Linked DNA regions of Mus musculus: regions 2 and 3 are each linked to region 1. The links are chromatin loops, found by intact Hi-C in ENCODE. Cell type or tissue: heart. All regions are shown on one strand.

Region 1 (8,000 bases):
CTTCTTAATTTCTGGAATTTTCCATTTAATAGTTTCAGACCATGGTTGATAGAAGTTAGCAAACTGTAGAAAGCAAAGGGCAGCGAAGTGGTGGTGGTGATGGTGGTGATGTCTCTAATCCGAGCACGCAGGAGGCAGAGGCAGGTGGATATCTGTGAATGTGTTCAAGGGTAACCTGGTCTACATAGTAAGTTCCAGGATAGCCAGGAACCCAGTCTCAAAAAGAAATGAAGAAGAAAGCAAAGGCATGGATAAAGGGTGGATCCTGGACCTTATAGTCTAGTTATGTGATGGTCTATGCCTGCTCTGTTGCTTTCTGATTTTATTAATATGAAACAAGGACTCAAACTCCACTGCCCTGTACTCTATTCTCCTTTTTATCTGTGCCTGCCTCTTTTGTCATGTTTCTAGACCGACGCGTGTGTCAGCCAGCAGCATGAATGTCATTCAGACATTGGCAGGAAGAGTTGCTTCTGAAAATAGTTTCTTCACATCTGGGTGTTGAGTTTCCTTGGCTGAGGCTGAGGGAATCATGAACACTGGGTATCATTTTCCCTACAGTAGACAGGTCCAGCTCTGGGACTTCATGCTCTTCCATGGTATAACCTTGTCCTGCCTCTGTTGCTTCTGTGTATATACAGCTTCAGTAGCCCAGAGCAACTGGGGAGCCCTCCCTGGCCTTAAGCTTGCCAGTACTTGAAACTGGGCCTTGTTTCTTTCTCTCAAGAAAAAGCTGAGTTTTTCTTAGCACTCAAGAGACTGTGAATGTCTTACAAAAAAGGAAAACCGTGTGCCAAGAGAAGAGAGTGCAGACAGCCTGATCTCTGCCCATCCAGCAGGGACCAGCGGTTTCTGCTGGAGTGACTTTGATATCTAGCAATTGTACATGTACCAGCCCAAGCTGATGTGGGCATGCTGACCCTGGGAGAGAGCAGGACACACTCGTGTCCTCCTAGCATGCATACAGTACTTCTCACAGGATCAAAAAACATCATGTCAGTTCTTGGAGGCCTCAGGCTCCTAGCTACCTGGTTTTGTGGTCAGATTTCTGCTTCTTATATAATCCCTGAGTATACAGCTGGACTTTTTACTACATTGAAATTTTTACTCAAACCGTAATGTTGGCTTTCTAAAATACTATTCATAGAGTGGTTCAAAAGACATGTCAGTCCAGTCTGTAAAAGCCCTGAAAGGCATTTATATGAACAGTTAGCATTTAAAATTTTATATATTTTTATATATTTTTCCTTTAGTTGACCAAAAAATGGCTGAGCAATTTTTACCCTAGGGTTTTACACTATTACAGTAAGTAGTTAAATATTACGGAGGAGGAAGGAATCTTCTATTTTAAGTAAAAGAACCTTCCCTTCATTTCTGCCCTCTACACCTCTCCCTGCTCTCCCCCTTTCTCCCCTCTCCCCTTCTGTGTTTTTTGGATAAAAGATAAACAAATCTCAGAGAATTTGTGGAAGTCAACCTCAGGTTCGGATGTTTGCCCCGTTTGTTGTGTATTCACTCTTGCTATGGTTTGAACGACATGCATGGCTCTCATAGTTGTTAGGAAACCTTTAACACAGGCACTAGAAATTACAGGAACGTTGGAGGAACCTTCCTCTATGTCTGTGTCCCCTTGACACTTTCCTTTGAAAGGGAACACGGGTCATATCAGAACATTTACGTCATACCGTATATCCCAAAGGTGTCCTGGATTTCAAAGAAACTATTGTTATGAGAGATTCTCGTAGATTTTTTTTTCCTAAAAAGACATAAGCACATACTTTTTTTTTTTTTTAATTTCATTTAGTTCTAGAATTGATTTTAACAGAATTAAGTTTGGAGAGTTTATTTTGTTTGTTTTGGCCATAAGTTTATATCTAGAGAAAATATGACTGCTAATGCTTTTTAAAGATATTTTGATATATTGTATTTGTTTACATATGGAATGTGTTAGATTGTGGAAATCTAACATGTCTTTGTTAGGTTTCTGTTTAAGTTTTTCAAAGTTATTCATTTGACATGGATTTAATGTGTGGCCCAGCAAGTGTGGAGCTCACTGTGTAGCCGGGGAAGCTTCAAGTTCGTCTGCTTCTGCTTCTGGAGTGCTGGGGTGAAAGGCACGTGGGAGTTAAGTTTTCAGAACTGTCTCAAACCTACTGTTGTCCTGGAGGAAACATGAAGAAATGTGTCTCAAATTTCTATTTGGAAAGAGCTACAGTTTCCTTTCTTTACAGAAAACAGAATTAATTGAACAAAAAAGTAAGCTCATTTGAGTTGCGCATTCTCAAACATACAAAATCTGGAATTTCAAAAGTCATTCAAAAGCATGACTTGGGACGATTGGGGGTGGGTGGGTCCACTGTATGCTCCTCCTCCTTTTAAAAACAACAATTGGCTCCTTAGTAAGAAACTTCACAGGATGTTAGCAGCTGTTAGCCAGACCTTTTTCTGGGTCTGTGCTTTGTGAGCATCCAGGTTTTGGACTTGAAGATACCCCAAAAGCTTTCTAATATTTCCAGTATCCCAAAAGCTCTCACTATGGATTGGCCTGCCTCCATGACCGTGGAAGCCGTCACTAATCACTCAGGCAGTCTGGCTGGCAGAGCCCAGATGTGTCTAATTCTGCTCAGCTGCACGGCAAGCTTCCTCTGAGTCCTGTCGTAATTGATAAACCTGCTTTCTGTCTTTGAATAAGAACATTTTCTTCAAAGACCCTCTTAACGGCACAACCCAACCAAAGGGAATCTGGGGGAAACTTTTTTTAGTGACTAAATTTCTAGTAAAAAAGATAAGGGCCACACCCAGCAGAAATAAGAGCAAGGTAGAGCCAGAGGATCCTGGGGTGATGAGTCTACAGGGTCAGAGACCACTGAGAGGGCACAGTTGCTCTAACTTCATCTAAAGGAGTCCAGTCTGCCGGACAGGTCATCCCCCTTGAAGTCGTGCTTAGAAACTGTTTCCCACCTAACTTTTGAGCAGAGACCAAGGTACAGGTCTGAATCGACATTTCAAGCTGGTATCTCAGAAATGGAAATCATGTTGTAAAAACTGTCCGGTCATTGACCTTTCAGCAGCAGTTCAGCACACGAGCCTTGGATAGCATAGTTAGACTTTGAGTGACTTAGAACTAGCAGTTCAAAGGCCAGGGTGCTAACTGTGAAACCTTGGGGTGTGATTGGCAGTTCAGTCTGATATAATTTAGTAAGTTGGCACAATAATAGCCCCTGGGAACTTCTGCCTTTGTATTTCTCTGGGACAGGAGTTAAGAAACCAAACATGAGTAAGGTGTGGTAGTCCACACCTTTCGTCCTCAACACTGTCAAGGCACCAGCCAAGTTCTAGGACAGCCACAGCTACATAGAACCTGTCAGATAGATGGATGGATGGATATATAGATAGATAGATAGATAAAATAAAAATGAAATAAGAAAGGAAAGCAAGCAAACATGAGTTATTTTTGCTGCATGCATTTAGACATGTGTGTGTTGTGAGGTAAAAGTTGCTACTACAGATCTAAACAAACCTAGCTGACGTAACCTGAAGGAGAGCAGGCAACAGTGAGCTTCCTGTGACTGCTGGGTGTAAGTCCTGCCCCGGCTGCTGCTGCACTTCAGTCTCCGACCCTGGACTGACTGGACACCGAGTTGATGGTGTGAGGCGCCAGACAGGTTTTGAGTTCTTGCCCTTGTCACCCCAAGAGAAGTTTCCTGCTAATGCTTTCAGCGACACACCCTTTCCCTAAACAGCGATGGGTTTTCCAGAAACTCTAAAGAGGCTTAACCTTTTCCCCAAATAGAAACACAGTGGGTCTTCCACTTTAATAACAGGTAGTTATCTTAATGGAAAACCTTTTCTTGGATTCAGTTTTTGGCCAACTTTGAGATCGTTTTTGGAGCACATTAGAGCCCACGTGCTCAGATGGAGCTCTTCTGTGTGAAAGATTTGAAAAGGATCCGCCACAAGCTGAGTGAGATTCCTGTTTGAGATCCCAAGCAACGCTGAGTTACACATGTGGTGGCGCTGGAGAAAGTGGTGCGCCAGCTGAGTGGACCCTGCCCAGCTGACCACGGCAGAACACTGTCACCTCAGGGTTTCAGCTCTGACTTTGGTATAACTGTGAAGAATAGTAAAGCAATACTGACTCTCATGATTGGAAAATACGTGAACTTCATAAGAGGAAGAGAACGGTCAGAATGGTCGCCATGATGTTCATGTGCCCTGAGGCACCAAGTGAGATTTTCCTTGCTGATAAGGATTAAAGTTGGTTTCCAGGTCACTGGGGCATTTTATTTAGAAACTATACAGTGGGGTGTATGGTTATGCCTTTAACCCTGGCACTCAGAGACAGAGCATTCCTGTAAATCCGAGGCCAGCCAGGCCTACACAGTGAGCACTGAGTCAGCCAGTGCTATGTATTGAGACCCCATGTTACACACAAAAAAATAAAGAGATTGGAGGGAGCCCAGTCAGTTCCACACTTGGCATGTAACCCTAGGGACCCAAGTTTCCTCCCTAGCACCCACATGAAGAAGCCCTGGGTACTTTGTGCTGGGGACATTGGTGATCTGCAGCCATGCCTGGGAAGCTAGTCTAGTCTCATTGGCAAGCCCAGGTCCCAGTGAGAGGCTACCTCAAAAACCAAGGGGGAGGCTATGCCTAAGGTTGAACTCTGACCTCCATGTGAGGTCACACACTAGCACAAACAGGAACACACAAAGTATACGTGTCAAGTTCAAACAGTTTAGACAGTGTGTTTTTCATGGGGTGTTGACTCTTGCAGGGTAAAGACACTCTCATCTCATCGCGTGTTTTCTTTGATTTCCTTTTCTTTTGTGCTTAGATCTCTTTTACCCACAGACACTCACTGCTAATGTGTTGCTTTATGTGGTATTTTGTGTGTTCTAGATCATGATATCTTGTTTCTTATTTCATTCAGAACCATCTTCTGAGGTCTGTCTGAATTACGCCATTCTTGCTCATTACCTTTGAGTAGTATGTAGTGTTCTCTATATTCGTCCACTTTTCCTCTTGTGTTTAACTCTTCCCACAGTGAAGAGTTCCCTTGCTTGTCTACATCTTTTGCTTCTACTCACAGTATTATATGGGCATCTTTATACTTAATATCCCCTGGATTTGTGTATAAAAAGATATTTCATTAGAGTTGTATGTATATGTATGTGATTGTGTGTGTATTTGTATGTGGGAGTGTGTGTATATGTGATTTATATAAGTGTGTGTGAATGTGAGTGCATTATATAGGTGTGAGTATGCATATATTGTGAGTACACATGTACATGAGTGTGTGTGTACATTTTTGTGTACCTCCAAATATTCATATATCTATCCCAAAGTGCATTTCTTGAATTTTTATTGAATTAATAAATTTTACATATGTACTGAATTGGATGATGAGCTCGTGAATTCCAGCAATATCTGCTCCCTAGTATGACTGAGCAGTCTTTCTTCTGCTTTATCAATCTACCTTGCTTCATATCTAGCTGTGGAAGAACCAGTACATGAATCATGGGCAGCTAGTGCTTCCCCTTCCCATCTCTGGACTTAAGGTGGCTCGGTATTATAGCTGCATTATCTTTTGCTATGGCCTCTTTTTTCTACTTTAAGTATCGCCTTTTTTGTACTTGCATTTTCTCAACCAAATTGGTTGTGGGTGAAGACCATTGATTGCTGTGCTCAGTGTGGACTTGGCGGCCATGAAGTTCCCTGTAAGATCACCCTGCATCTGACCTTTTCGTCTGGGTCTTGCCTTTGTCCTTGGCCTTGTTCCTCACTTCCTTTCTTCATATCAGCGCTGGCATTCTTGAGAGGCAGCCAGGGACAGACTGCCCAAGCCCTGTGGGATCGCTGTCTAATTTGAACTGCCATTGGCTTCCGGTGGCACTTGGAAGCAGGTCTGAGCATCTTGGCGATCTCAGGTTCTTCCACAGGATATGACCTTTGACTTGTGCTCTTCCTGTTTTAGCTGCTTTCTGGAGTGTGGCTGCCCCCACCCTCTCACCCCACTCCCTCACTGCTACTTCCATTTCCCATGCATCTTCAGCTTTGGTTTGTCTGTGCCCCATAGCTATCTTCATTACCTCCTTTGATGTTCTTTTCTACACTTTATTTCTGTAAACTAATAATTAATATATTATGTGTTTAAAGATAAAAAAGGCAGTGGAGAGCTGAGGTAGGTCTCTGGTGAACTGCAGAAGGCTAGAGTCCTGTGCCTTTATTGTTTCCTAACGTCTTCCATACTAGTTACTTCTCCTCTCCCTATGATCAAGTACTCAGTTTGAGGATACAGTCCATCACAGCAGGGATTTCAAGGCAGCAGGAGCTTGAAGCAGTTGGTCACAATGTATTCTCAATTCAGGAAAAACAGTCTTATTCTCTGCTGGCTTTCTCCTTTGTACAGTCTATGACGAAAGAGCTGTCTACTCAGAATGATGCAGCCCATCTCCATTAACCTAATAAAGGAAGTCCCTTGCTGGCCTGCCCAGAGGTTGCCCACATCTAGACAACCCCTCAGTGGTATGTTACGGGTATTTGGAGATCTTGTCAAGCTATCAATAAATTAAACATTAAATATCCATAGCACACAGATATCCCAAGGGATAAAAGTGTTTATGAGGTAACTACTAGTTAGCACTTTGGCTTCCCATGTAACATTAAGACCAACATATTCCAATGAGCCTGCTTTTCATTTTGTGTTTTACAGTTAGTATATAAATACATTTCATTGCAATTTTCTTGTGGGCTGAATATATATGTGTCTATTAAATATATGTATCTTTCTGTTAGAATTGCCTACGAGTGTATTTTTAATGGGATATGTTATGCATGTCTTTAGCAAAAATGCTATTATGCACTACGGTGCTTTGTCATGGTTTGTCTAATTATTTCCGTATGTTGAAGCGTTGTTTTCAATTTCATTATTTTTTAATGAAATGTAATATTTTTTGGTCTAAATGACCACCCCCCTCCTGGTTATTTCTTTGAAATTACTGCTATTGAACAGTTCTTATTAAAGGCTGCAGGATCATTTAGGAAGATTGAAGCTGAGTTCATGGCTGGCAGTGTATGCCTGTTTATCTTGTGCCCCTCCAGAATTGGGTTTTATAATTTCATTGTGTCTTAATAGCCCTGAAGTATAACTTTAAAGTTCTTCCTATTTGTGTTCCATTCCCTGCTAGAAAGTCTGATTTCGATCCTCGATTTCCTCTATTGCCCCTGCGCTCTTTGATGCCCTCCTCGGGTCACCAGATCGTCTTTCTGTGAGTTCTACAGGGAGCAGGGCTGGCCGTACCCAGCTTTGGTTTGTTTGTGGTATTTTTGGAGCCTCACAGAAGGCACTTCTAAAAGTATTCTTTAATTCTCTGAGAAAATGTGTGGCAGTCAAGAGTCAGCCTGGGATATCCTGCTTCTTTAGAAGTGCCATGTGGTCACTTTTCCCATGCCTAAGTAGTGAGCAAAACAGTGATGGCTGGCATCAGTTGTCTATGGAGCTTTGCATCGAACGCTCAGCTCTTCACATGGGAGTATGTGTTCTTGGTCCCCCTTTAAGTGTAAAATTTATTTATGCAGAATCATTTAGCATTTGCTCTCCAACTCAAAAGGCAGAGCTTCACTTAAGCCTTACTCGATTACCCTTTAATGTAAATGGAAGAAGAAAAAGGAAAGGGAAACAGAAAAAAAGTTGCATCAGAGTTTGTCATTATGATTGATTCCTGTGTGCAGAAGGCTGGCGATCTTTTCCAAAACTTTCATGGCTGTTTTTTTGATCTCTTGCTTTTTTGTTTGATAGACTTGAGTAATCTGCATAGTTTTGATATTGAATTCCCCTTATTCTTGTCAATTGGGAGCTAGGTTTGGGAGGCTGGTATTTCTTTATTCTCTGTGCAGTTAGGAGTTTCTTCTGAAGCATTTAAAGTATGTAAAGTCTAGAAGCATTTCAAGAGGAGTTTGATATGGGTATTTTCCTTTGCTGGGAGGCAAGAGACTGC
Region 2 (8,000 bases), 200 kb after region 1:
CTCTGTCTGCACTGCCCTTTATACCAGTCATATTGTACTCACTTACAATTTACAGTTCCCAAGGCCTTCCATTCCTATTCCACTTTTAGTAACACATAAGAATTTTAAAATATATAGTTTAGTAGCTTATCTTAAAAGCACAAAGCAAAAAAACCAACCACCTTAAAACGAAATTATGGGCCGGACTCACTTAAGATGACACCATTAGAAACTCACTATTAGAGACAACAAAGAAGCCGTTAGCCAACTTCCCTATCATCATGCACTTAAGTGAAGGGCAAACCCCTATTCTCTTTGTAAGTGATTGCCTCCTGCCACTTAGTGCTATAAAGGAGACATTGGTTGTAAAATTCTAATGCTATAAAATAGGCTTGGTACAGGACGGCCTGTGCAGTTCCCTTAGATCTTACTCATGCAATCTTCTGGCTGAGAAGGGAGACTATGCCTCCCGTCAAATGTAGTTCAGGATGTTCTGCCAAAGGCGATGTAACTCCAGACCTGTGTCTAGTCCAGCAAATACAAACCAAAGCGGCCCACAGCAGCTCTTGTGGGTTTTAGAGGACTGTTGATCTGAACGTACAGTGAGTCACGGTGCATCGTGACACACCTTTTCTTCTTAGGTCAGAAGAAGATGTTTCTTCTACCTTCACCCAAATTAGAAAATTCTGGAGCATATTGGGATCTGTCAGAAATCAACCTTATCACAGTTTCCCTGGTAGGAAGAAAACGTCACTCTCACATAGTTTAAAAATAGAGCTTCAGAAATCCCAACAGTTGAGTTGTTTAAATACACTGTAGCATGTGTATTAAATACCAGTGAGAATAACTTTAAGTTGTATATGGATAAACATAGACTAATGTTCAGAAGCCATAAAAGCTAGAGATTTGATTTTCTAAAAGATGTCATGCATGCAATTTCCATTCTTCTACTCCGTTTTCTTACTCTCAGGCGTTTGACCAGATCAGACAGTGTGAGGATTTTACTCTTGAGTCCTCATTTAGTTTTCTACTACAAGGTACGCAGAGTGTGCTGCTCATGTTGAAAGAATGTTTTTGTGAGGTGAGAAGCGTAGCCAAACATTAGGTCACAGCATCTGTTTTAGGAGAGGCAGCATTTGAGATTTTCAAAAGTACTTTTTTTAGTGAAATGTTTTAAAACTATATTAAAGCAAAGCAGTGAGTCCCTCTGAATAGTAATAACCCACACCACCTTGCTCAGGTTTGAGTGGTCGCTGCCTCAGAATAAGGTCACTGCCTCTTTGCTTTTGAGGAATCACGGAACTGTTAAAAAGGCCTTGCAAAATATTTAGTATCACTCTGCTTTTCTGTAATTCTTGAAATTTTATTAAGTGTTCTTAACTGCATTATATTATTTGATACTTAAGTAGATGAGTAGGTATTCTGAATATCTTCTACACTCTTCCTTGGCTTTAAGAGTTTTCATGCTCACCTAGTCTTTAATAAGCCTTGGGGAAAGGGCCAGGCATCCATCGACATGCCTGACATCACAGAGTTGGATCAAGCCCCCAAGCCTGTCAGCATGATCCCTGTTTCTATCTCTGCTTTCCAGGAAACCTGGGGTTTTTCCAGCTATTGACGTTCTCTTGGGTTTTTCCTGAGACAGGGTCAGAGGATTTTCTAAAATATATGGTAAGTGTTTTGTACTTAATCTCAGGAAGACAGACAGCAGAGTTTGGTAGGACCTCACCTTTCATGCTTGAAGTGATAGAAATTGAACTAGAAAGCTCCCAGCCAAAGGCTGTGCTGGCACTGTATAGCTGGGGCCTGCGTATAGAGCTCCGTCTCACGGGTGACTTTCCCATGATGCCCCCAGTGCCAGAGCCACACATGCAGCACCCTCTCTATTTGCTCCGACAGTCCCTGCATTTAAGAAACCTCCTGGGCCAGTGGGATGGCACAGCTGCTGAAGGCATTTGCCACCAAGGCTGACAACGTGAGTTATATGCTCTGGACCCACATGGAAGGAGAGAACAGCCTCCCACAGTTTGCCCTCTGACACACGTCCACATACATGAATTAGCATGCATAGGAAATAAGTACATATAATACAAGTCCTAACAAAAAGGAGGAGTGTTCTCAGGGGAGCTGTACTGGGCACTTTTTCTGAGGTCTGCCTCTGTATGGAGGCTATGCCTGAACACATGAACCAGAGTGGAGCCCTGGGCTCCAAGGCTGCTTTCACTCAGGATACTCAGCAGCACCAGTGTCCACTTTCCCAGCACAGAATGGCTGAAGCATGCCCTCACTGCATGTTAAAAAAATAATCCTTCAAAATGGTATTTTATAATAAGACTAAAAATTAATTGTATAAAAATTGTTGAAGCTTCAGTTGGATCTAGGGTTGTGTACCTGTAATTCCAGCAATCAAGAGGTAGGAGTGAGGGAGGGTAGGTGTGTGTGTTGGGGGGGGAGGCTGTGGGTTGAAAACTTTTGTGCACATGTGTCAGGCTCTGGCAACTTGGGATAGCACTCCAATGCACAACATGTTGGAACCTATTGAGAAGTTAGGCCAGTACTAAGTAGTTGTTGATATGGTGCTTCATGGAGACTTTTGATGGCATGAGTCACATTATCAATTAATTTGATCACTGATGAAATGTTAATGTCATAGGCAAACTGCCAGGGACTCTGGTGGAGTCAGCTTGACAAAGCGAAAGCTGGGAAGCTGGTTCATGAAGCAAAGAGTTTCAAGGAAACTCCCTTCCTGGGGGGCCTGGCATTTTCTCCCTAATCTATATAAACCATAAAATTAATTTTTCCATTCCCACATTAGTCTAGTGTATAGATCCACGTGCACTCTATATAGTATTACCTTATAGTAAATGCCTTTTAAGATTGTATTCTAACATAGCTAAAGCCTTTTTCCAGTGTTCTTAGATTCCAGATAGCAGCAAGGAGCTTAACCCATTCAGTAAACAATTAAGCACTTGCCATTTTACTCAGCTGTTTACAGATAGAGACTAAAAGTCTCACTGAGATAGAAATCTTTTACTACAGGCTACTTCCATGTCAAGTATAAGTTGATATACTACCCTGATAAGGGGAAACTCTCCAGACAAGATAAGTTTTACTAGACCTAAGAATTTAGAGCTCTGTGATAGCCCATTACTCTTAAGGCCTGTCAAGAGTTAACAACCCCCTGATGCTTTTAACCTTAAAGTGTGAAATTCTTGCCTGGCATTAGGCTGATCCTAGGCAGGGCTTGTTATCCCTAATGTAAACATTTAATTAGTCCCTGTAAATTCCTTTCTGCTGTAACTGGTGAATTTCAGTGTATCTTGTCTTTTTGTGATTTGTATCTTCTGATAATTCGTTGTTATATAAGTCTGAAGCTCAACCAGAACATTACATTCAGATCCAACACCATTCTCCGTGTTCGACTGTCTGTCACTACATCTTATCTCTGCCCATCTACTCTAGAGACCCTTTCTTACACAGGCACAGGGGACCAGAGGGCCTGTGGCAGCAAACATAGCAATTAGTGGCTCTATGCATGTTGGCCCTACCAGGTTTCCATCAAGGCACGGGCATCAGGTGACTGAAGCAAGCATAAGTGAATGAAATGCACCAAAGAGGCTTCATGTGAAGCTGACATCCAGCTCTTAATTCATGCGGCCAGTAAGCGGGTGAGCATCCAGTCGCCATAATACAGCAAATGCTTGCACTCCCAGGATACATGTTTCATGTGAAGATTTGGAAGGGCTTGTGGCAGGCTCTCCCCTCCCCTCCCCTGCCCACCCACCTCCCTTCCTATGTGACAGGAATTGGGTGTTTATTTCTGATCCCATCATCTGAGGATGCTTTTGTCCTTTGAAGATAATGTGATTTCAGACAAGGAAATGGGAGCCTCCTGTCTACCTCTGTAATTTCCTTCCCACTGAGTGAACACCCAGCCCTCTGCTAGCATTGCTGTCTCTTCCCGTGTCTGGTGTCCCAAGAACAAACAGCGGTAGCTTCCTTCCTCACCTGTGACCTGGCACCACATCTATCAGAGAGTGGGTCTAGACACGGTGCAGATATGCCTGGGAGGCTCTCTGTTCTCCTGTCAGAAATATGTCATGAGAGGAACATGGGACAGAATCTGTGTCTCTTAAGTTCTCCTATCATTAGTTTTTAGCTGATTTGGCTAAATGCATGAGCATTTTAGGCATGGAGATATTATGGGATGAATACTGGAAAGCGTTTCAGTGGTGCACGCTTGGTGGAGAGCTGTGGACAGATGGGTTGTTTCTATGCTAGCTCAAGTGTGGCACCTCTTTGGAGATTGCGGGGGAGGGGAATTCCTTTTTCATTGTTGCTTTTTTCAATCCCTCTGCTAAATTTTTCTGCCCTGGTTAAATGTTTGCTATAATTAAAATGGTACAGAAAAGTACCGAGGGAACCTCTTAAGAGGTTTTTGAGGAGACCCCTTCTTATTAGAGAGCTATGTGGGGAAACATTGGCTTGTGCAGTTGAGAACTTTTGCCTGGGAGAGGGAGAGAAGGGAACACTCGTGAGGCTGAGCCATGGGCACACAGAAGGACGCTGTCATGCTTACTCTTTCCGTGATATATGTTGACAAATTACCTTCGTGAAAAAAAACCACAGATGCTTCATGATATTCTAGCAATTCATACAACTAGCTGGGGTTCCAAGCATGGTTCAAGAAAGGTATATGAGACCTCAGTTCATACCTTGCCCGGCCATTGCTGTGTGGAAATTTCCCATAGTCCACCAGTGTGATGTACATCTTTAATCCTAGTACTTGAGAGGCAGAGGCAGGTGGGTCTTTGTGACTTCAATGACATCAGTGAATTCCAGATAAGCCACAGTTATGTGAAGAAACGGTCTTAAAAAAAAAATCACAGTTCATGAGTGCATCCTTTGGATATAGGATCAGGACCAAAGCAGAATTTGGTTATTTCTTCAAGAGTTTTACAATGGTCTTAGTGGGTTTTGCTATGTTTGATTTAACCATGGACTTTAAGCATGAGGCGTCTTATACATTGTTACTGTCCCACACTCAGTCATTGGTCAGGTGTCTGAAATGCTCATGGAAGGTGTAGGCTTTGAGCCCAGTGCTCTGTCCATGCTGGTAGTGTGTATCATATCCTCATCTAGAAGGTGGCAGTTGCTCACCAGGGTCCTGTGAATGAAATGTAGATGTTTTAGTCTGGCCCCAAACCATCCTTGCAGGTGGATCTTTTCCTACCATAAACATCCCCCTCAGTGGATTCACATCACCGTGAGACAATGAACTACTTAAAATGCCCCGTCTTTAATGCTAACACTATTCTGAAATGAGTCTGTTCTTCCACCAAGTGCACAAACCAGTTTCTCCATAGTAAACCTCGTCACTGTTCAAAGCTATCTTCTGAAGGGTAGACTGCACACTAGGCCATCTCTTTTCTTTCTTTCTTTCTTTTTTTAAAGATTTATTTATTTATTATATGTAAGTACACTGTAGCTGTCTTCAGACACTCCAGAAGAGGGCATCAGATTTTGTTACGGATGGTTGAGAGCCACCATGTGGTTGCTGGGATTTGAACTCTGGACCTTCAGAAGAGTAGTTGGCGCTCTTAACCACTGAGCCATCTCGCCAGCCCCCGGCCATCTCTTTTCTTGAAGGAGTCATTGGAGGTGGACACTAACCCACATATTCATTGATTTCCCCCCCCGCCCCCGTCCCCCGGTATGTTTAAAATTTATTTGTTCCTAAGCTCCCTGCTTTTTTATTGTTTATTCTAAAGTGTTTTGTTTTTCTAGCTCATCCTCCATTGTCTAATGCCAAGAGGCCAATATTAGTCCATCATTTTTCTCATCCTTAGTTACTGGTCGGGTGCTTAGCTATGCATATATACCTAAGCAGTTATGCCACATTTTAAAAGCTTTCTAAAAATAAAATTTAAATGTAAAAGAGAAAAAATGAATAGAATACTTTTTCTGTTGTTGTTGCTGCTGTTCTTCCTCCTCCTCTTTCTCTTCCTCCTCCTCGTCTTCTTTCTCTTGTATTAGGAGCCACATGTGAGTCTTCCTGCTAGAAGGCACACCACTAAAGATTACTTCCAGCCCAATAATAACTTCTGTCAAGTGATAGCTTCTGATACTCATTGCTAGGAAATCATTTTTAGGAAATCTACAGAGTGAATTTATTGCTGTTTTCCACCAGTGTCCCTTGGGGAGGCCTGTGGACAGTGGCTCCAGTATAGGACTGATCATCCTGACCAGGAGGGTTATGAAGGAAATAGACAACATAGTGAATAGAAATGTATGGCAGGAACCAGTAGTTTCTCAAGCCATTGTCCAAGTGGACAAAAGTGTCACAGCAAGTTCCAGGACGATATCTTTTACTCTGGCTAATGCCCTAGAATGTTTTAGTGACCTTTCCCCTCTTTTACCCAAAGCAGCAAAGAAACCCACAGGCTTCCTGGTCCTCCCCTGCACTACCTTTTGTAGGACTCTGCTGTTCTGCACACCATGATGTTTGTTCCTATAAGATCACTTTTAAAAACAGACATCTGTCCTTATTACCAGTTGGAACATCTTCTGGGTATATGCCCTCTCATTTCTTTAGTGTTTTAAATGCTATGTATGTGAGTGTTTTGACCACATGTATGTTCATACACCACATGAGAGCCACAGAGACCAAAAGAGAACATCTGATCTCCAGGAACAGGAGTTCCAGATGGTTGTGAGACACTACATTGGTGCTAGAACTCTAACTCGGGTCCTCTCGGAGAACAGTGCACTCCCTTAACTGCTGAGCCATCTCTTCAACTCCTTATTTTGATTTTCTGAGACAAAGTAGCCCAGTCTGACCTAGAGCTACTGTAAATTCTCTGCCTCTGCTTCCCGAGTACTAGGATTGAGTAATAAGTCTGAGGCATCACACCAGACATTTGTTTTTACCCTGCCCTTCCTTTCTCTCCTCTCCCCTCCCCTTTCCTCTTTTCTTCTCTTCTCTTCCTTGGCAACTAGCTCTCTCCCTTTGCTCTAGTCTCAGGTGTGCCTGGAAGGGCCAGCCCTAGAATGGAATGTGCAATAGTTTCTTCCATCTCTTTGATTCCCACAAGGCAAGCCCCTGCAGTCTCCTGCCTGTCCCCTTCTCTTCATCCTCTTGCTTTGTCATGACACAGAGAACCTAAGCACACAGGCTGAGATGGATTCCCGGGTGAGGCAGGAGTGCAGCCTGGAGAGCACATGTCCCCAGAGCTGCATTGCTTCTCAGCAGCACATAGAGGTTTGATGTAGCTGTTCAGGAAGATGAGAAATCGTTAGCAAACTCACATTTTACAGATTTGTTCATTCTTTGAATCCAGTTTCCTCTCACCCTTGGTGTAGAATCCGATTGCAATAGAGTCATAAATAAAAAATAATCAATGTCTCCAATCCCATTCCAATTGTCTAGCATGTTAACGTTAAGTCTGGGTTCTAGACTATCAGGTTCATTTTTGGTGTTTCATTGATTCTTCAATATCAGAGGCAAGTTTTAGCCACAGAAGAGGTTGTAATATTTGGTCCATATGGACCTGCTACCAATCCTGCATATCAATTTCAAATCATTTGCCTGTCCAGCCTAGTGATCCATTAGCCACATTCTTTTTCCAGCTTGCCAAGTTGATGCTCTATGGAAGACAGTAAGAGTAGGTAGGAGGCCACTGCTACCCCAGGCCTTTTCAACAGGGGCCCATTGGACTGAAAGACATTCTTCCGAATTCTCTGAAGCCACCAGAGATTTGAAGTCTTTCTCCCTAACATTCCTCACTCCTATTTCTCTCCTTCTTCCCATGTACACATGGCATGAATGAATATTTGTATCTGTCCAATTATGATTCAGGCTCCTTAAATTCTCTTAAATGTCATTAGTTGAGTTAGTTAGCTTCTCTGCTGTAATTAAACACCCAAGATAATTATCTTATGAAGACTAAACGTTTCTTGGGGCTCAGAGTTTTGGAGGCTCAGGTCTGTAATTGATTGGCTCTGCTTTGGGAAGCCTGTGG
Region 3 (8,000 bases), 230 kb after region 1:
CACAAGTAGTCTGCTACCTCATGCTAAAGTGTATACACAAAGTCACTTAAAATACTTGTAAACAGGAGTTTTGTTTTTAATAGCTATTGATTAAAAATACCGAATGTTCACCAGTGGGAGCATAGGTTCCAGCCATGATATATGAGACTGTAGCCTATTATATGCAGCAGTTAAAAAAAATGGCAGCCTACAACCTACTTGGAAGAACCCATACTTTGTGGTTCTATTTATGTTAAGTGCAAGAATAAGCCAAATCAGTCCATGGTGCTACAAGCCAGAATGGCAGAATGAGGTGACAGTGAAGCTCAGCCTTTCCTGGCTGTAAAGTGCTGTTTTAACCTATTTCTCTGGGTATGTTTAATAGCTTAGAAGTGAGAAATGATGTTATCACACGCAAAGTTCATACCTGAGAATCACTGATGGAGTTTACAAGAGCAAATTACCAAAACCCCACGCAGTGTTTGGAGTACATTTGTGACTTTGTGTTGGGACATTGTATTAGTCAGGGTTCTCTAGAGTCACAGAACTTATGGATAGTCTCTAGATAATAAAGGAATTTATTGATGACTTACAGTCGGCAGCTCAATTCCCAACAATTGTTCAGTCGCAGCTGTGAATGGAAGTCCAAGGATCTAGCAGTTACTCAGTCTCACGCAGCAAGCAGGCGAAGGAGCAAGAGCAAGAGCTAGAGCTAGACTCCCTTCTTCCAATGTCCTTATATTGTCTCCAGCAGAAGGTGTAGCCCAGATTAAAGGTGTGTTCCACCACACCTTTAATCCCAGATGAAAGGCGTAGCCCAGATTAAGGGTGTGTTCCTTAAACTCGGAGATTCAATCTTCTGGAATCCATAGCCACTATGGCTCAAGATCTTCAAACCAAGATCCAGATAAGGATCTCCAAGCCTCCAGATAAGGGTCACTGGTGAGCCTTCCAATTCCGGATTGTAGTTCATTCCAAATATTGTCAAATTGACAACCAGGAATAGCCACTACAGACATATTCACACCTATGGTTGACCACACCTCACGGAGGGTGATGCCATAGTATACTACAGTTTCACCTGGGTGTCCGTGCTGATTTGTACATTCTCTGAAAATTAAGAGTAGCTCCAGTGTTTCAGACACTAATTTCATCAATAGGTCCTATCTACCAAGCTTTAAGCAACAAGAAAATCCTATCAGCATGCATAGATAGTTTAAACTTATTAAAATTGCCAAAAGTATTGAATATTGGCTATGGTGCAAATACCAAGGACTGTGTACGTGCTGTGAGATAAGTTAGCACAGCCACTCTGGAGAAACACTGAGTACAATCTAACAGAGAGAACGCAGGCATATGCCTGGCAAGAGAAGGGTACAGGAGTGTCTATGACATTGCTTCTTCCAGTTACCCCAATGCAGAATAGCCCATCCCTTAGCAGGTTAGGTGAAGACAACTCAGCATAATCATACAGTAAAGCATTGGTATTGAGTGAAAAGGACTGGACCACCAAGCAACATGTTGTATTTGAGAGCCAGAAAGTTGAGAAGTTGAGAAAGATTAGAGCAAGGCTTTACAAGATTGTGATGGTAAGCCTGAAACAAAAGCATTATTGTTGTTTGATTATTTCAAAGTGGAAGTTATGCTCACTTCTTGGGTAGAGGGGGATAGTGATGATGTCACTAGAGCGAGTGCAGGTGCCACACCGGCACTGTTTTAGGGTGCTTGGCATTTTGGCCTTGTGCGCTGTTGTGTTGCATTCTACAGTCAAAGCATATGATGATTAGAACTCAAAAGTAGGAGCTTCAGACTCTTGTACCAGAGACCTCACAGCAAGCCAAGAGGGGATGACAGCGCTCTGCTCAAACCTTTTTTCTGTAATCACCCTTGACAGACCGTTTCTTCTATATGTGAATTGGTTCAAGACCATGAAAGAACTGAGTCTGCCTCGGGGGTCTTATCTTTAAAGAGCTAACTTTAGATGCAATATCTGCTCTGCTCTTAGGGTTTAGGAAAAGGGGGGGGGGGGAGCAACAAAGTAGGGCAGGTGCCAGTCTCAAAACAAAAAGCTCCGTGCTTCAGTGTTGCTGCATGATCAGTGCACAACCAGGAAAGGTCAAACTAGCCCAGGAGGCATCACGGAGTCTTCTTGACATCCAACTGCTTGATCCACCTGACACAAGCAAGTGATGCAGGCACTGCTGGGAAGCTGATCCAAGGCCACGCCTTGAGAGAAGTGGTCCAACTTTAAGGTCCTGTTTCTCCCTGGCTGTCTGTTGCCACTCGTGTGTGTGTGTGTGTGTGTGTGTGTGTGTGTGTGTGTGTGTGTGTGTCCATCTGCAGGTCTCAGTCTTGACAGAGTCCTACCAAATAGGTTTTGTTGAAAGAGCAAGTTAAGTATTTCAGACTCTAGTCTGCAGCTATTGCTCTCTCACTGAGAGGACTATGGCTCATCTCTTAAAGGGAAAAGAAAAAGAGAAACTATCTAGGGCCACATGGCTAAACGTTCTGAAAATATCTGCATGAATTCTGGAAGCACAGCACAAAATCTAGGAAATAAGACTTTGCTGGGGGGAGGGGGGCTAATAAGGACAGAAATAGTTACCCATGTCATTATGTACCAGCAAAACATCACAGAAATGAGCTGGATTGGTCGGAGGCATCTTGCCTGGTTTTTACCCATGAACTTTAAGCATCTTTGCGTTCATTCTTCCTTTCACCTTCAGAGTGTCTGGGAAACACAAGTCAAGGCAGTGAGATGAAAGGAGCAAGCTGACCCTTGCATGTGCAAACATTTTCTTTCTACACATGCCATTCTTGCTGCTACAGAGACTGGTATTTCACTTGCCTGCAAAGCTTCATGGTGTCCAAACATAAACGTGTGTTTTCTTATTTTCCACTTGAAATTTGATTTAGGAGCCCAGCTGACACGGAGAATATTATTGAAGAGCCTGTTAGTTCAGGCTGCCCTGGATTTGAATTCTGGCTCTCCAGCTTGGAAGCTGTGTGATCCTGTGCAAAGGGCCAGGTCTCTCACCAATATTTCCATTTGGAAAAACTGAGCTTCCTCTGCCTTGGGTAAATGTGTTGAGGCTGGGGAGACATGGAAGTGGTGTGCACTCTGTGCCCAGAACACTCTAGCTTAGGGCTCAAGGGACCAAAATCTGTAGACCAAATCAAGCCTCCTTCTTGCTTGTTCAAAGTTTTATTAGGTTAAACAAATAGTGGCCCACTGCTTGTCGTTACAAATAAAGTTTTATCACTCAGCCATACTCATTTGCTTGCATATTATCTGTGGCTGCTTTTGTTGTACACTGACTGTAGTTGTCACCAACAATACATAACAGTCTAATAAAGCTTTAACTACTTGCTCTCTGGCCTTTCTCAGAGAAAGTTTGCCAGCCTCGCCTTAGTGGTAGCTGGTGTTTTGTTTGTTTTATTCGTAGCACTGCCCCTATGCAGTGTGTGTGTGTCCCTGTGTGTGTTTCTGTGTGTATGTGCATGTCTCTGTGTGTGTGTGTCCCTATGTGTGTGTGTGTATGTTCGTGTGTGTGTGTGTGTGTGTGTGTGTGTGTGTGTATGACCAGATAATATAAATACTTAGTTGGGTCATTTCCTCACTATGTAACAGGATAAGCTTTGGTTTTGGGCTTGCCCCCAGATGTGTTTCTAGTGAATTAATGAGGGTTCTATTGGAATGTTTACCTTGAAGCAGTTGCTCGAATGATTTTCCCTCTTTTGAATGAAGAAACCTGTGCTGTACTGTCTGTGACTCACTGATAATTCTGAACATTTACAGCTCACTGGTGATTTCGAGCATCGTAACATGAGGCAAAATTTCCCGTTTGAGGTTTATGTTTCCAGCACTTAATTACATGGAACTTTCCTGAAGTGCGCTATAAATGTGCGGCAGCCAGCTTCTGGCTAATTGGCGCCTGTCTTTTTATGGATCCAGGAAGGACTGATGCTTATCTGAATGCCTTTGATCTCAAAATCTTCTAGAAACAGACAGGCTTAATCCATTTCCAGTTTCCTAGATTTGGGTTTATCAAAACCTCCACCATAGATGTGAGTCATTTCCGTTACTTTTCTTAGTTAAGTCCAGGAAGTAGGATGCGGTGTGAGTGCTGTTTTATCACTGAATGGCATTGTTAACAATAGTGTTAGGTCATAAAAAGAGGCCTCAGAAGTTCTCATCCCACCACCCTTCTCTGTGGATGTTTAATCATTTGAACAGGACTATAGGAGTTTAGGGGAACATGCTTAACCTTGTGAAATATGAAGAACAAAGGCTTTAAGAAAAACCACCAATGATCCACTGACTTCCCTTGGCTGACTTTATACCATGTTTTTTCTGCTGTGCATAGGTCACCTTAAGACAGGAGAAGTACTGTCATCTCTGGGCTAAGAGCACAGGATTTGGCTTTGAATATTATTCCTCCCTTTGAGCAGATGTACAAACAAATTACTTGCTCTCCCAAAGTTCAGTTTTCTCTACTGCATGGTGGGAGTGAGGCCTTTGGTTTATCATAAAGACACATTATGTTACAGCACACAGTGTGCCCGGCAGGTGGTGAGCACTCAACAGGATCTGGGATCCCTCCTGCACCATCTCGCCTGTTGATTTGCACATAGGGGCTGTAGACAGCTGGTAACTATGCATTCACAACTACCTGGCTTTTGAAGTATGATGTTTGACCTTGCTAGGGCATACAAAACTTAAAGGAAATGAAGTCAGGCATAGTGATGATGCCTGTGGTCCGAGCACTCACTGGACTGGAAGATCATAAGGATAAGGGTAGTCTGAGCTTAAAAAAGATTTGCAAAGAAAATAAAGGAAATAATTGATTATAGTAATAATTGATAATTAAGATAATTTGCAGTGACCAGCACTGTTTTGATTAGGGTAATGAAACAAAAGATGGAAAAAGGAAAAAAGAAAATACCTCTTAGCTATCCTACCTGCTGGACTGAGCCCTGCCTTAGTGCTTTCTGCATGTAGCATTGTGTCATCGCTATAGTAGCCCAAGGAGATTTCAGTGCTGTGACAGAGAGGAGAGCTGGGGCTTCCTAGGGATGAGCCGAGCTGTCCCAACTCCTGGAGCAGAGCCCCTAAGTGAGCCCAGGTGCACTGATTCTCAGATGCTTCTCGCTCTGCTGACTTTCACTTTATCCCTCATTCTCTCTTTTCTTTTCTTTAACAGGATCTCACTTTGTCGTCCCAGCTGGCCTTAGACTCACAGAGATCTGCCCATCTCTGTCTCTGGAGTGCTTAGATTAAAGTTATATGTCACTCTGCCCAGTCTGAGATGCCTTTCATCCCACTTACCTTCTGGCACTAACAACTTTCTTGTTTATTGTCAAAACCACTTAATTCTTGTGTACCTCGGTCCCCATTTATGAATTAGCTCTTTGACCTGGTGAAAAGAAAGCCCCAGGGATGTATCATCATGTCAGCTGTGATCTCCAGGGCCTTACAAGTAGAGACAAGCCCTAGAACAGCTCTGGATGGTCCCGGGTGTTGTCATTATGTATCTCCCGTAATTTCAGTGCCACATCCATTTCTCTAATTGTGATCTTCATATAATTTGTGTTTGAAAAGATTAATGTCAATGTGTTTTATTTGAACATCAACTTTAGATAAAAATGGCCTGTTTATTCAGCTGAAACCATTAACATAGTCAAGGAAGATGAGTGGCTTTGCATTAGGGTTGTGGGACAATGTCATTCTCTGGGCCTCTCTGTGTGTTTGCATATGGTGATCTGGATTCTTCATCCAATAAGCCTATTTCACTTAGGTGGCACAACCGCACTAGCTAATTATCCCATTATTGAGGTTTCTGGGAATTCTCTAGGAAGACAGAAATAAGTGATGTTGCCTCTTTCTTGCTTCTGTTGAGAATCCCATTCTTCTCTGTGGCAAGCAGTGTATGCCACCTTGCTTGGTGAATCCCACAGCTCTTAATGACATCACTGCTATCTTCTATATGTTGACTATTCAGCATATTTTCTAAAGAGACTTCTTTGTCCCTATGTAACCAAAGCATTGCAAATATTAAGTTATTAACACACTGAAAAATGCAATCAATCAGATGATTATCATCTAATGTTTTAATGATCACATTTTTAATCCAATTATGCATGTTTGAATCTTTCAAATTTTCTTTAATTAAAACTTGCCTCTTGGCACTGCTATCAGAAAGGAGAAATTGAACAGAATGAGCCAGATATAATTTAGTGTTGAGAGGAAGCTGCAAGGATAACTGCGCTGGGTTGAACTTAATGGCTGACCATGACTTTAAGACCCTCATACAAAATTTCCTAATTGATAAGGAAAATTTAATCATCTTCAAATATACTTCATTTGCATTCAAATAAGGTATTCCTTTTTCCAAACAAACCTCCCCTAACTGATTATTCATATTGTCGTTCAAAATGCTTAAAAAATGAAAGACAGAGTTTGGTGAAATGTAGACTACTTAATACAGTGTGTATTTAATATAAAAGTCATGCATTATTCATTTCTGCAATTTGAATAACTTTGAATTTGGCATCCCTGTTCCTCATCTTTTTCTTTGATGAACAATTAATTATTAAAATATAATATTGTCTGCATACAGCACCCGGGATCCTAGTGAGTGGGGCAGGAGGCTCGTCCCCTCTCGGTCCTTTCACCTAGTATTGCCCAGCAGCTGCTTGTTGTGGCAATGCAGTGCATGGAGGGAGAAATACAGTGTTCCCTGTGTGCTGCTTAACTGGTTGCTGGCTGAAACAGAAGTGCTTCGGACTTAAGTTACTCATTAGGCTAGACGTTGGGGGAAGGATGCACTTTTGAGATCGGTGTGGAACAACACAGTCTCAAGAAACTTGTCACAAGACAGACTAGTTTTATTGAACAGTACTTCTGGGCACTCTCAATGACAAGCACTTTCAGTGCCGAGTAACTAGTTAATAATAAACAGTATTAACTAGTTACTAGTTAATAATAAACAGTATTAACTAGTTACTGCTCAGACGCCAACATCAGGCACTCTTACTATTGTGTCTCAGAGAAGCATGGTAACTTGCCTGGAGAAGCTGAGTTGTAATTCTAGCCTACATGGCTTGGCTGTGGCAAAGCTCCCTTCCTTCTAATATCTCCATTACTAAGACCTTCATGAAGAGCTACATCGTGAGCTGGGTCACACCTTCTTTCATCTTCCCCATGCCTGTCTCACGAGTGGGTTCTGTCAATTCAGTACCTGTGGCTGAAGCAGATGCTGTGGCTGAAGCAGATGCTGTGGCTGAAGCAGATGCTGTGGCTGAAGCAGATGCTGTGGCTGAAGCAGATGCTGTGGCTGAAGCAGATGCTGTGGCTGAAGCAGATGCTGTGGCTGAAGCAGATGGGACAGTATCGAAAGTTCTGCTAACTTAGGCATTGAGCAGAAAACTATGTTCAAGACTATCCTGTATTACACAGCAAAACCCTGTCTCAAAAAAAAAAATAATGCTAGTATGTATTGTTAACACATATCATGTCTTCCTGACCCTCTCGCAAGTCTGCCTATGACTTAGAATGAAATTTGTGTCACATTGTATGGGAGCCCCTTATGGAACTTAGGTTAAGGTAGAGGTCGGCAAATTTTGGACAGAAGGCCCTGTCCTTTCCACTGCCAATTTTGGCACAGCTTCTGAGTTTTTATACGGCCTCTCGGATTATACAAAATGTTATTCTGAATATGGGATCCTTCCTTCTCATTAATGCAGACATATTTTGAAGGGTGTATGCAGTTATTATTAAATTTAAAATGTCCTTAATAGGATTGTGGATGGTGATTCTGTTACGTGAGTTTGAACATGATATCTTTGATGTTATCTATTGCCCTGCAAAACCTAAAATATTTACTCTCTGGTGATAGGTAAATATTTAGGTAAATATTCTAGCTTTATAGAGAATACTTGCTATCCCTGCTTAAAAACACAGCAAAAGCCAGCCTAGGAATCTTCTGTGCTTGCCCTCGGCCAGGGGCTGCTGTGAAATG

The links. Peaks named below come from ENCODE experiments on the same cell type or tissue, not always from the same donor. Only the 100,000 strongest peaks of a DNase experiment are listed, where the experiment ranks them.
Region 2: it touches region 1 in a loop (7-fold over the local background); 5 of 42 quality-filtered maps call a loop at or near these places.
Region 3: a loop joins it to region 1, with 2.3 times the contacts of the local background. A loop is called at or near these places in 2 of 42 quality-filtered maps.

The regions. Positions count from the first base shown.
Region 1 is chr14:11,862,966-11,870,965 of GRCm38, forward strand. All of the region lies in intron 2 of Ptprg (protein tyrosine phosphatase, receptor type, G), which reads left to right. Among named protein-coding and RNA genes, the nearest start is that of Gm52128, 290 kb to the left of the region's middle. In heart, a CTCF peak has its summit at 4,017; DNase peaks (open chromatin) are centred at 446, 3,656 and 5,856.
Region 2 is chr14:12,058,896-12,066,895 of GRCm38, forward strand. The region is part of intron 5 of Ptprg (protein tyrosine phosphatase, receptor type, G); the gene reads left to right. Among named protein-coding and RNA genes, the nearest start is that of 3830406C13Rik, 220 kb to the right of the region's middle. In heart, no CTCF peak of the experiment used is centred here; DNase peaks (open chromatin) are centred at 456 and 3,966.
Region 3 is chr14:12,096,124-12,104,123 of GRCm38, forward strand. The region is part of intron 6 of Ptprg (protein tyrosine phosphatase, receptor type, G); the gene reads left to right. Among named protein-coding and RNA genes, the nearest start is that of 3830406C13Rik, 180 kb to the right of the region's middle. In heart, no CTCF peak of the experiment used is centred here; a DNase peak (open chromatin) is centred at 3,968.